3 separate regions of the Homo sapiens genome follow, and regions 1 and 3 are each linked to region 2. Evidence: chromatin contacts called from ENCODE Hi-C data. All regions are on one chromosome and are shown on one strand. The core of a region is the stretch at or near the end of the contact, and the rest is flanking DNA. Distances in the headings are between cores, read along the strand shown.

The links. A loop is a pair of places that touch in the nucleus more often than their neighbours do. Pooled maps may share reads with other maps.
Region 1: a pooled map shows a loop between it and region 2 (5-fold over the local background). The contact joins the promoter of CCNF here to the promoter of MRPS34 in region 2. A Hi-C loop is called at or near these places in 7 of 50 pooled maps.
Region 3: a loop to region 2 is called in a pooled map, with 5 times the contacts of the local background. The contact joins the promoter of ABCA3 here to the promoter of MRPS34 in region 2. A Hi-C loop is called at or near these places in 4 of 50 pooled maps.

What each region holds. Positions count from the first base shown.
Region 1 is chr16:2,427,843-2,431,253 of GRCh38, forward strand. CCNF (cyclin F) reads left to right here and starts at 1,605. Exons shown (of 17, transcript NM_001761.3): 1 at 1,605-1,655; 2 at 3,288-3,411. The coding sequence starts at 1,640. RefSeq lists enhancers at 666-1,245, 681-860 and silencers at 1,071-1,920, 1,931-1,980.
Region 2 is chr16:1,770,771-1,774,455 of GRCh38, forward strand. MRPS34 (mitochondrial ribosomal protein S34) reads right to left here and starts at 2,364. Exons shown (of 3, transcript NM_023936.2): 1 at 2,029-2,364; 2 at 1,834-1,876; 3 at 1,125-1,743. The coding sequence starts at 2,349. The coding sequence ends at 1,451. It overlaps EME2 (essential meiotic structure-specific endonuclease subunit 2), which reads left to right and starts at 2,040. Exons shown (of 8, transcript NM_001257370.2): 1 at 2,040-2,704; 2 at 2,935-3,071; 3 at 3,490-3,582. The coding sequence starts at 2,458. It overlaps NME3 (NME/NM23 nucleoside diphosphate kinase 3), which reads right to left and starts at 773. Exons shown (of 5, transcript NM_002513.3): 1 at 719-773; 2 at 510-640; 3 at 300-401; 4 at 111-223. The coding sequence starts at 764. RefSeq lists silencers at 1,979-2,118, 2,479-2,578, 2,609-2,918, 2,929-3,038, 3,049-3,108 and 2 more and enhancers at 1,409-1,498, 2,289-2,428, 3,286-3,685.
Region 3 is chr16:2,339,351-2,342,948 of GRCh38, forward strand. ABCA3 (ATP binding cassette subfamily A member 3) reads right to left here and starts at 1,378. Exons shown (of 33, transcript NM_001089.3): 1 at 1,223-1,378. It also overlaps the pseudogene ABCA17P. RefSeq lists silencers at 999-1,058, 1,229-1,688.

The sequences.
Region 1 (3,411 bases), core at 355-2,854, 660 kb after region 2:
CACAAAGCACAGGATAGAGCTAAACAACAACCTAGGGACCAAGGATGCTGTTCTAGATTCTAGAGGCAGCTGGTGTGGCTAATGTGCTCATGGCTGGCTCTAGTTGATTAATCCCTTCAAGATGCTATGGAAGCTAACCCTGAAAGTGCACCTCTGCCCTAGGGGGAGACAGGTAACAGTGACAAAGTAGGAAACAGTAACCCAGGAGGACAAAAGTGAGATAAGGGGATAATAAATCTGGGGGCTGAGAACATGGGACATCTGGGGAGCAGGCCCCAAACTCGCTCAGCCTGTCCTCTCTTCACCCTCCTTCACCCGCTTCCTGATTCCGGGACAGGGAATATTCCCAACTTCCAGACCCTCTCTGGGGCCACGGACTCTTCTGTACCCTGTGCTGTGATCACCTGTTTACTCTGTCTCTTGCCCCAGGCCGGCTGAAGCCTGCACGCCAGGGCTCCTGTCTGTGTGCCCAGGGCAGGCCCAGTACTTGAAGGAGTTCTATGGGGACCCGGAAGGATGGAAGGGTGCAGACTGAGGGAAGCGTGAGGGAGGGGTGGGCAGCCTTGGCCCAGGCCCCTGCCTTCCCCAGGAAAAGCCCCCTCTGTCCTCCACCAGACAGTCAGGAGGCTGCGAGTCTTCCCCTTGACAGCCTGTGCCGTAAAAGGGGTGCGGTGTGGCTGACTCCTGAAGGACAGCTCAGATGGGCACTGCCCAAGACAAGAGTGAGCAGATACGACACTTCCCGCGGCGAGCAGCTCCAGGTAGCAGCCGAGGAGGCCAGACAGGGGGCAGCATCTGGCCAAAGTGATGGGGAGGGCTTGCCCCGGGGCTGGAGCACTGAGGCGTCCAGGGTGCGCCACGTTTCGCGGGAAGAAGGGGTCAGCGTTCCGCGGGGGAGACTTCCCAGCGTCAGCTCCGACCTCCTCTTTCTCTACCACGATCCCGGCCAGCATCCCCGCCCAGCAGCGGCTCAGCCACAAACCCAAGGGTCTCCACCTGAAGCAGGCGGCGGAAGGGAAGGCCGTGCAAGCTGGGGGTGAGGGTCGCGGGCCCAGGAGCGACCCCGGGACCCGGGCAGGGCACGGCCTCGTCTTAGAAGCGCCACGTCGAGGCTGTCCCAGGCTGGATCACGGCCGCGACTGCGAGGGACGCCAAGGAGTCCTCTTTCCCCTGGCCGCAGGCGTGCGCCTTCGCAGCCCATCTGGCACCGCAGATGCCGGTCGCCGGGGTCAGCGGCGAAGCCCGAACCCATGCGGCCGGGAGGGGACGCCCACAAACCCCTGCCCGCCGGCCGGGAAGCGCTCCTACGGGACCCCAGCCCCGTTGGGGAGGCGGGGCGGCCACGCGGGTTCCACCAATCAGCGGCCAATGTTCGAATTCGCGTCCTGGCGCGGCCAATGGCGGGTCCCGGAGCAGGCGGGGAGGGCGTGGAGGGCGGTAAATGAGGCGAGCACAGGGCGGGACATGGGCGGGGCCGGCGGCGGCCCCCCCGGGCAGGCCAATGGGAGGGCCGGGTGCGTTTGAAAACTGGGGTGGGCGGCGGGGCGGGGTCTGCGCCTGCGCGAGGGCTACGCGCGCTCCGGCCGGGGCGCGGGCGCGCTCTCAGGCGGGCTCCGGCGGCAGCGACGCGAGCGCGGCGATGGGGAGCGGCGGCGGTGAGTGCGGGGCGATGTCCGCTGGTTTCTGCCCCACACCCCTTCTGCCTGCCCTGCGGGGCGGACGGTGGGTCCCGCGGGAGGGGAGGCCCTGGCGGCCTGAAGAGGGCTGGCTCGAGCTCTTTAACCCGGGGCGGATGTCGCGTCCCGCGCAGGGAGCCCCGGCGGCCGGGCGCGCGGTTTAAATGCCCGGCGGGCGCCCGAGCCCCTCGGAGCCTTCCCCCGCGGCGACGTTTTCCGGCCCTTTCCTGGGGCAACGATCGGGTCCCGGGGCAGCGATCCGGCGATCGGGTCCCGGGGCGGCGATCGGGTCTCGGGGAGCCAAACACCAGCGCCTCCTGGTCGGGGAAAGGGCTGCGGAGCGCGTGGGGGCGAAGCGATCCCGCAGCCCGGCCGGGCCCTGACCGAGCCTCAGTCCAGCGGGGCCGTGGACCTAGCTCTGTGGAAAGCAGCGTTCGGCCCCGCGCGCGTTGAGGCACAGGAAACACGAACTGTGGTTTCAGCTATTATCATAGTATCTGTCCTGGAGCCGGAGAATGAGGAATATTTTATGGAGAGGTCTATAGAATCTTTGAGAATTCGTCGCCCTGGAATACGTTTGGCTTTTGCAGCTGATTTAATTGCTAACAGGAAGACCCCGGTCAAGAGAGGGGAGCCGGGAGCAATCGCTAGGAAGTCCTAGCAAGGCGGGGAGGGATTTGGGCCCACAGAGGGGAGTGGCGCTTCCTTTCAGGACTGGAAGGAAGGATGGATAGAAAGGTAGATTTGTAGATGGGGAGGCAGGATCCTGAGGTTCCTGTCTGAGGGCTTCTGTTTCCCTGTGAAATAAGGGCTAAGGTCATCTGCTTAGAGTGAGGAAGGGGTTGCTGGAGTAGGAGTTGGAAAATCCGGCTGTGGGAAGAGGAGAGAGCACATCTGAGAAGCATGTCCGGGCTGCCTGCCTGGTGGGTGGAATGCCCGTCTCACCTTTAATGATTGCATCTGTACACAAACCTACAGGTCTAGGTTTGTGTTGGGACCTGAGCAACAACCTTACTGCGTAGCTGTCAACTCCGCATTCTACAATAGAGGGCACACTGAGACTCTGCAGAGCTGAGACTTGGACGCACACTGCCCCGGCCTCCAAGTCTGTGGCTTCTCTCCAGGGCCGACCCTTCTAATTTGGACTTGAAAACCAGACTCTTCAAGCCCACAGATCTTTATTGAACATTATGCACCTTGGTCACGTGTGCAAAAAGCAAAGCTATCCAGCAAAGGCCCCAGGAGTTTTCCTGAGAGTGAAATAGAAGGAAAACCGTCCTCAGCTTCGGCAGCTTTTTCCCCTTCCTGCCTGTCATGTGGGCTCTGGATCAGAAAGTTTCCCAATAGCCAAGTTACATGACATGCGCTATTTGCCATAAATATTTGTTGAATATTTGAAAATGAATGATCTCTTCTGTAATTTGTGCAATGCCACTCCTTTACATAATCTTTGTTTGGGACAAGAAGCATAGTTCCATCTTTTGTGGCACAGGGAATAGTAACCATTAGATCATCTTCAGATGTAACTTTTATCCTTTTTTTTTCCCTTCAAGGGTGTGTATATAGAATAATTTTTCATCTTATCAAGGCTTCTGTCTTTTTTTCCTTCAGTGGTCCACTGTAGGTGTGCCAAGTGTTTCTGTTATCCTACAAAGCGAAGAATAAGGAGGAGGCCCCGAAACCTGACCATCTTGAGTCTCCCCGAAGATGTGCTCTTTCACATCCTGAAATGGCT
Region 2 (3,685 bases), core at 1,114-3,613:
GCGGAAGAGGCGCGTGTGAGCGTGGGAAAGAGACCTCCGGCACGGGTACCACGCAGGCTGAACAGGGGGAGGCCGGACGGGGCTGGGACCGTCCCCGGGGCGGGCCTTACTTGCCAACCTCGATGCAGAAATCCCCGCGGATGGTGCCGGGCGGGGCGTCGGCCGGGTTCGTGGCTCCGATGAGCGCCCGCGAGGTGCGCACCACGTCCAGCCCCTGCCATACCTGTGCGGAGGAACGGGCGCGGTATCACGCGGGGGTGGGGGTCCCGGAGCCGCCCGCCCGCTTCCCGGATACTCACCATGGCCACCACCGGCCCGGAGGCCATATACTTGACAAGGCGGCCGTAGAACGGGCGTTCACGCAGCTCGGCGTAGTGCTCACGCAGCAGCTCCTCGGAGGCCTGCGGAAGGGTCAGGCCGCCTGCGCCCGCACCCGGCACCTAGGCGTCCCCAGGTCCCCGCTCCCCTTCCCCCCACACCGCGCCCCCGCTCGCTCACCGCGCCCCCACCTGCACCAGCTTCAGCGCCACCAACTTGAAGCCCTTCCTCTCGAAGCGCCGCACAATCTCGCCCACCAGCCGCCGCTGCACGCCGTCCGGCTTCACGGCCAGGAAGGTGCGTTCGTGTGCGCCGGTGCAGGCTGCGGGGCAGGCGGGGACGGGCCGTCAGGCCGGCCCAGCACCGGCCACCCGCCCCCGGCCCGCGCCGCGCGGCTCACCCGCGGGGAAGAGGTTAGCGAAGATGGTCAGCACCAGGCAGATCATGATGGCGGTGCGGGAGCGGGATCCGCGGGGCGGGGCGGTGGCGCCCGGGGCGGGGCCTGCGCTTAAAGAGGCCTGGTCGGGGCGCTGCGGCCTCCGCGGGGAGGCTGCTTCACTTGCACCCCGGAACCCGGCAGCCGTGGGGGGCCGGAGGGCAGCTGCGGAGGCCAAGTCTCCTCCAGCAGCTCGGACACTAACTGTATCCCCCACAACCCGCCCAGGTGGTTCCACCCACGCGGCGCCCTGCTCCGCACCGCCCGAACCCCGCCCCCCCCGCGCCCCCCCGGCCAGGGCCACGACCACAGCGTCAGCCCTTCTCTCCCCGGTCCTAAAGACAGAGCGCAAAGACACCACGACCCTGGGTACTTCTTTTCTCTTTATTCCCTTTCATAGCTTCTGCCGGGATCCAGGCAGAGAGAGCACTAATGGGGGAAAGGGAGCGAGCGCTTCCCGCTTTCCCCAGCGTGGGCCCTCGGAGTTGGGTGTGGGGGCAGCAGGGCCAGAGGAAAGGCACAGGTGGCGATTTGCCCCAGCCCTCCCCCCTAAGATGCAGACCCTCAGAACACGTCGCGGAAGGTGAGCTCCCTGCTCCGAGAGGCAGACTCGGGTGTAACGCAAAGACGGTTTCTTTCATCAATAAGGTCCCCACTGCCTCACAGCCCCTAAGGCCACCCGCTGGTTCTGGCATTCTAGACGGGGGTGCCCTTGGCCCTTCCTTTGTCTTCCTGTTTTGCAGGGTAATCCCAGGGTTCCATGCGTATCCTCTGCACATTCAGCATGGGCTCCTCGGTGCTTGTGTCTCCATTTTTCTGTCGTTCTGCGATAATCATGGCCCGGAGGAGAGGCGGGTACGGCACGGAGGCCAGGCTGTCTTCCGGCGCCGGCGTGAACGCGGTGAAGGCCTCCTCCTCGTGCTTGGGCACCAGCCGCCAGTCATGGTACATGACGTGTTCGATCTCCCGCGCCTCGCTCTCAGTCTTCCCTGATGAAGAAAAAGAGGCGTCTGCACACACTTGCTGTGCCGTCGGCGGTCGGCATCGAACTGCCGGGCACCCGCTCTCCCGAGCCTTACCTTTGAAGGTCAGGATGCCCCAGGCCTTCCCGTGGTCCAAGTTCTGCAAAGCCAGAAGGAAGCGGGGTCAGCTCGCAAAGCTCTCGGCCCCCGAGGTCAGGAGGTGGGAGCCTCAGCCACGCAAACCTGCAGGGAGGAGGGGAGGCGGGGAGACCAGGCGGCTGCAGGGGCGGGGTGCGGACGGGGTGCACGCACCTGCGCCGTGTAGTCGGGCCGCACCCGCGTGAGGCGCCAGTAGCACGGCTCGTCGTGCTGCCACAGCCAGGACTTGCGCGTGACCAGGCGGCCCAGGCCGAAGAGCGGGAGGCGGCCGAGCAGCTGCAAGAGGCGGCTCTCGCGGCGCACGTCGGCCCAGGCCCGGACCGGCAGCCGGCGTCCAGAGAACGGCCGCGTCAAGGTCTCGTAGTCCACCGCGTAGAGCTGGGAGTCGCGCGGCCTGTTCAGTTGCTCCCGCAGGGCGCGCACGCGGCGGGCCAGCTCCGCGATCAGCCGCGGACGCACCTTCTTCCGCGCCATGGCGGGTCCGCGTCCTCAGCGGTCCGGCCGGAAGTCACCGGAAGAGGCCGGTGTCCCAGGCTAAAGTGTTCGGTCGCGGCCGGAAGCGAGGAAGAGGTCGGTCCGGCCATGGCGCGGGTTGGACCCGGGAGGGCGGGGGTCTCTTGCCAGGGCCGGGGCCGGGGACGGGGCGGGAGCGGTCAGCGGCGACCTCCAACCTGGGAGATCTCAGACTCCGACGCTGAGGACTCCGCCGGCTCGGAGGCCGCCGCGAGAGCCCGGGACCCAGCGGGTGAGCGCAGGGCGGCTGCCGAGGCGTTGCGGCTGCTGCGGCCGGAGCAGGTCCTGAAGCGCCTCGCGGTGTGCGTGGACACAGGTGCGGCGGAGGGCACGGGCGATACTCGGGGTAGGAAAGGCCTTTCTCCGCCAGGCGGCGCCCTCTGTCCGACTGGGCGGGGCGCGCGTGCCGAGGGGCCTGGGGCCGGGCCCGCCTCCCAGTCGGGGGTTTGTGCCGAATGGAGACTCCCCGGTCCGGCCACCCGCCCAGGTAGGGCGCTCGCGAGGGTGGAAGGAAGCAGTGACCGCGCTCCTCTCCCCCGGTCCCAGCCATCCTGGAAGACGCCGGTGCCGACGTCCTGATGGAGGCCCTGGAGGCCCTGGGCTGCGAGTGCCGCATCGAGCCCCAGCGCCCGGCCCGCAGCCTGCGGTGGACCCGAGCGAGTCCCGACCCCTGCCCCCGCAGCGTGAGTGGTCGCGGGTTCCCGAGGGCCAGCCGCGAGTTGGCTGTTTTGCTTCCATGATTTCAGCCCTGGAGCTGTCCCTGAGGCAGCTGCCCTGGGCCGTGCGCGTCTCGCGGATGGGTAAAGCAAGGATGGAGAACGGGAAGTGGAGGTGCCCAAGCCGTTCTGCTGGTATAGAGCCGAGCTGGCTGGAGAAGGTTCCGTCTCGATTCAGGCTGTGGTCTGGATTCCTGCCAGCCACAGAGACCTGGCCTGAGCTTGGCCTTGGCAGGAAAGGGAACACTGGGCTTCTGTAGAGCAGGCCTGTCAGGGCCTGGGCTTGGCTGGGGCCACGAACCGCTTTGCTGCTGGACTGCCCAGGCAGGGCCCCTGGGGCACCCGGGGTTGAGACAGGCAGCAGCGCGTCCCCATGTCCCCACAGCTGCCTCCTGAAGTGTGGGCTGCAGGTGAACAGGAATTGCTGCTGCTGCTGGAGCCCGAGGAGTTTCTGCAGGGCGTCGCCACACTGACCCAGGTGCTCGGGTGGTGGCAGTAGTCCCTCTCTAATCAGGAGGGGTGGGTTCCCAGCCGGGAGGCGCCTGCTCCGCCGGTCCCTGCCCCTGTAGACGGGGCTGGAG
Region 3 (3,598 bases), core at 128-2,627, 570 kb after region 2:
GAGAGACGTCGTCCTGTTTTTCAGGTAGAGTTAGCAAAGGTTCAATTTAAAAGAAAAATTATCTAAGAAGTTAAAAATGAAAGTGTGGGGGAGATTCCCATGACATCCATTTTTATCTATTTTTCCCTTTCTCTTACATTTCTCATGAGGCAAACTTTCTAAAACAGTCTTAGTCTTTTCAAGTTTACAAAAGGCAGCGCCCAGACTATCTGAATAAAATGACGGGATGCCCAGGAGAAGAGTGAACCTCTCCCACGTGCTCCCTGCCTGGGCTCCATGCTGTCGCGGGGTCTCGGCTACTCACTCAGCGGGCATTTCTGGAGTTCCAGGAACACAAACCCCAACAAGATCCAATCGACGCCTTCCCGGAGTGCACAGTCCAGGACGTAACCCGGAGAACAAGCGGCAATTACCCCCTGAGGACATGGCTTCATCTGTGCGACAGACACCAAGCGCCTTCCCCACGCCCCTGACCATAAGGCCGTCCCGGCCCTTCTGAAGCGTGGAGCCGGCTTGGAACAGAGCCAAGACACACGGACGCGATGCACACAGGCGTCCTGACCGAGGGCGCCGAGAACGCGGCCTCCGGCGACTGCCACAAGCCCCTCCGCCTGGACTAGCGGCTCCCCTTTCCCGTTCCCACACAGTGGAGGGCGCAGCAAACGCCCGCCGCGGACCGTGGGCCTTGGATTCGGATTTGGAGGCTCCTCGGAACCAGAGGGTGGGAGCAGGCGGAATCCAACCCGGGCGGCTTTGCCACCGCGCGCCCGGCATCCCTGCGGCCGGAAAGCGGCGCCATCTCCGCAAGTGCGCGGCGGACGCCTGCATCCCTCGGGGCCGGGGCTGTCGGTCGCTACATATCCACCTTCTGGGCGCACACAGAGGGCCCGGGCCGTGCCGAGTCTCCGCAGGGTCGAGCTTCCCCGCGCGGCGCGGGCTCAGGCACTGCCCGCAGTGCGGGACACGCCCAAGGCTCGGATGGGAGCCGACGCTGAGGGAGCGGCACCTGCAGGGAGCGCCCGGAGCCGAGGCCGCGGCAGGAGGGGCGGGCGCGGGCGCGGCCGGAGGGGATGCGGGGTCGCGGGAGGGGCCCGCAGGCCAGGCCGGAGCTGGGGGGGGCCCGAGGCCCGAGCTGGCCGGCGAGGGTGGGAAGGGCGGACCCGGGTGGGGACCGCAAGCCCCGGGAACGAGCGCGCGAGCGGCGGGTCCCGGCGGCACTCACCGAGCCTGGGCGCCGGGGCGGCGGCGGCCGGCGCGCGGCCCTCTCGCGGGGTCCCCTCCCTCGGCCACCCGGGCTCCGCTCCAGCCTCGCAGTGGCGGCGGCACTGACAGCTGCGTGGCCGCCCTGGAGGGGAGGGTGCGCCTGCAACCCGCTACTGGCGGACGCAGCGGCCGCTCCGGCTCCTGCAGGGGGCGCCGCGGATGGCGCGTGCGCAGTCGGCCGCCCCTGCAGGTGCCCGGTCCACCCCCGGCCGCCTCGGCCGCTCCGGCCAGCCCAACCCCGCGCCTGCGCGGTGCCCCCTGCATGTCGCCCATGCCCGGCAGAGGGCGCTCTGACTTGCGCGTGCGCAGTCAGCCACCCTGCGAGTACGCGGTTCGCACCCGGCCGCGCGGCAGCCCGTGCTTGCGCACTGCTCTGTGCCCGCGCCTATGTCCAGCAGGGGGCGCGCAGCGGCGGTAGCCGAGCGAGGGCGCGGTGGCCTCTGACAGGAATGACTCTGCGCACGTGCGTTTCGCAGCAGTGGAAGTCTTCACACCCGGAAACTCGACTTTGGCCGTTTCTCCATTTCTCCTCACGCACTGTCTTTCCTTGGGCCCTCGTCACTCCTGGCACCGGGGGAAGGGCTTCCCCGCCTCTGGCCGGGCGCTGGGGCGCGACCGAAGGCGAGGCGGCGGCGAGGAACCTTCTGGAATTCGGCCGTCGGGGCAGGCGTCGAGTTTACAGGAGAAGGCGCGGTGTCCCGGGATGAGCGGAGTCGCCCTCACTTAAGGAGCGAGGGAGGCCTCGGGGGTCCCCAGCCGGGTAGGAGTCACCTCAGGCAGGAGGGCCCGGCCTTGTCGGGGTCACCTGGCGGGAGGGTCCCGGGGTGGGGCGGGGCCGCCTGTGAGGAGGGTCCAGAGAGGGTCGGGGTCACCTGAGGGGAGGGTGGGGGGGTTCGGGGATGGTTGGGGTCACCCGACGGGATGGTCCGGGGAGGGTCGGGTTCACCTGAGGGGAGGGTCGGGGAGGGTCCGGAGAGGGTCGGGGTCACCTGAGGAGGTGGTCCGGAGAGGGTCGGGGTCACCTCACGGAGCGAGCGGAACGGGGTCACCTGGAGGGAGTGTCCAGGGCGGGGGCCCTGCAGGGAGTCGCCTGCAGGGAGGGTCCCGGGCGTGTCACATTAGGCGGTCCCAGGGACGGGTCGCGGTCTAACGGGACGGGAGTGGGGAGGTGGGTCGGGGTGTCCCTGGGCCGGACCGGGTCGTGGGACTGGGTCGCCCCAGGCAGGAGAGCCTGGGAGGGGCGGGCCCCCTTGGCGTGGCAGGGAGAGGTGGAGTGAGGGACTCCCGGGCTCCAGCATGAGGGCGGGCGCCGCGCGGGGCCGACAGTTGCCGCGGGCCGGGGCCAATGGGTCCCCGAGCGCCGCCAGCGGCCGGACCACAGTGAGGTGCGTCCGTGGTCCCGGCGCCCCGGGTGAGGGAGGGCTGCTGCCGGTCCTGCCGCTGGGAGCCGCCTGCGACCCGCACCGCCAGCCCCGCGCCCAGCCAGCCGCCGGCACCACGACCCGACGGCCCCGACCTAATGCAACGCCCCGGGCCGGGGGCGGAAATCGCCCACCCCCAAGAGTCCTGATGGAGTAGGGTTTGAGCGGCTCGTTCCCCATTTTACTGTGTACATAGCACCTTTCACTCTGATGATGTTCTGGATAGCCCATTCCGCGAGCAAAGGGACTTCGTCAGGTTCATGCCTAGATCCAGGGTCCTAGAGTGCCTGGGGCGGAGGAGGCTCATGCTAAATAATTTGTTCAGTGGAATCACAGAGACCTGGCTTCAGATCTTGACCCACCAATTAATGTAGACATGTCATTTTATCTTTCTGAGTCTCAATTTCCTATCCCTAAAATTGAAATTATAATAATAGTAATTAATAATAATAGCAAACTCAAAGGTTTTTTGTTGGTGTATTCTTTTCTTTTTTGGGTCAAATGAGAAAATGCATGTTTAAGTGCTTACTACAATACCTGACACATAAATGCCAAATAAATGGTAGTATATAATGTGAGTATAGCTAGGGATTTACATAGCCTAGTCTCCGTAATGAGCATACAGGGGGAAAAAAAACCCCAAACAATTGAATGCAGTTACAGGATGGGTGGGGGAGTGGATTATTAATGCGCTGCAAACATCCTAAAAACCCCCTTTCCCCATCAGTCTTCACAGACTGCAACACCCCATCCAAAATGTCTTCCCCATTCTCTGCTTCGTCCCAGAAAATGATGTGAACTTGGCTGCTTGGCCCTGTCTTCACCCGGTCATATCCTCAGTCATTTTTCTTTCCAAAACCAATCCTTGCCATTTCCAAATTGAATTTGTTAGACCTTGCACGTTTTTCCGGCCT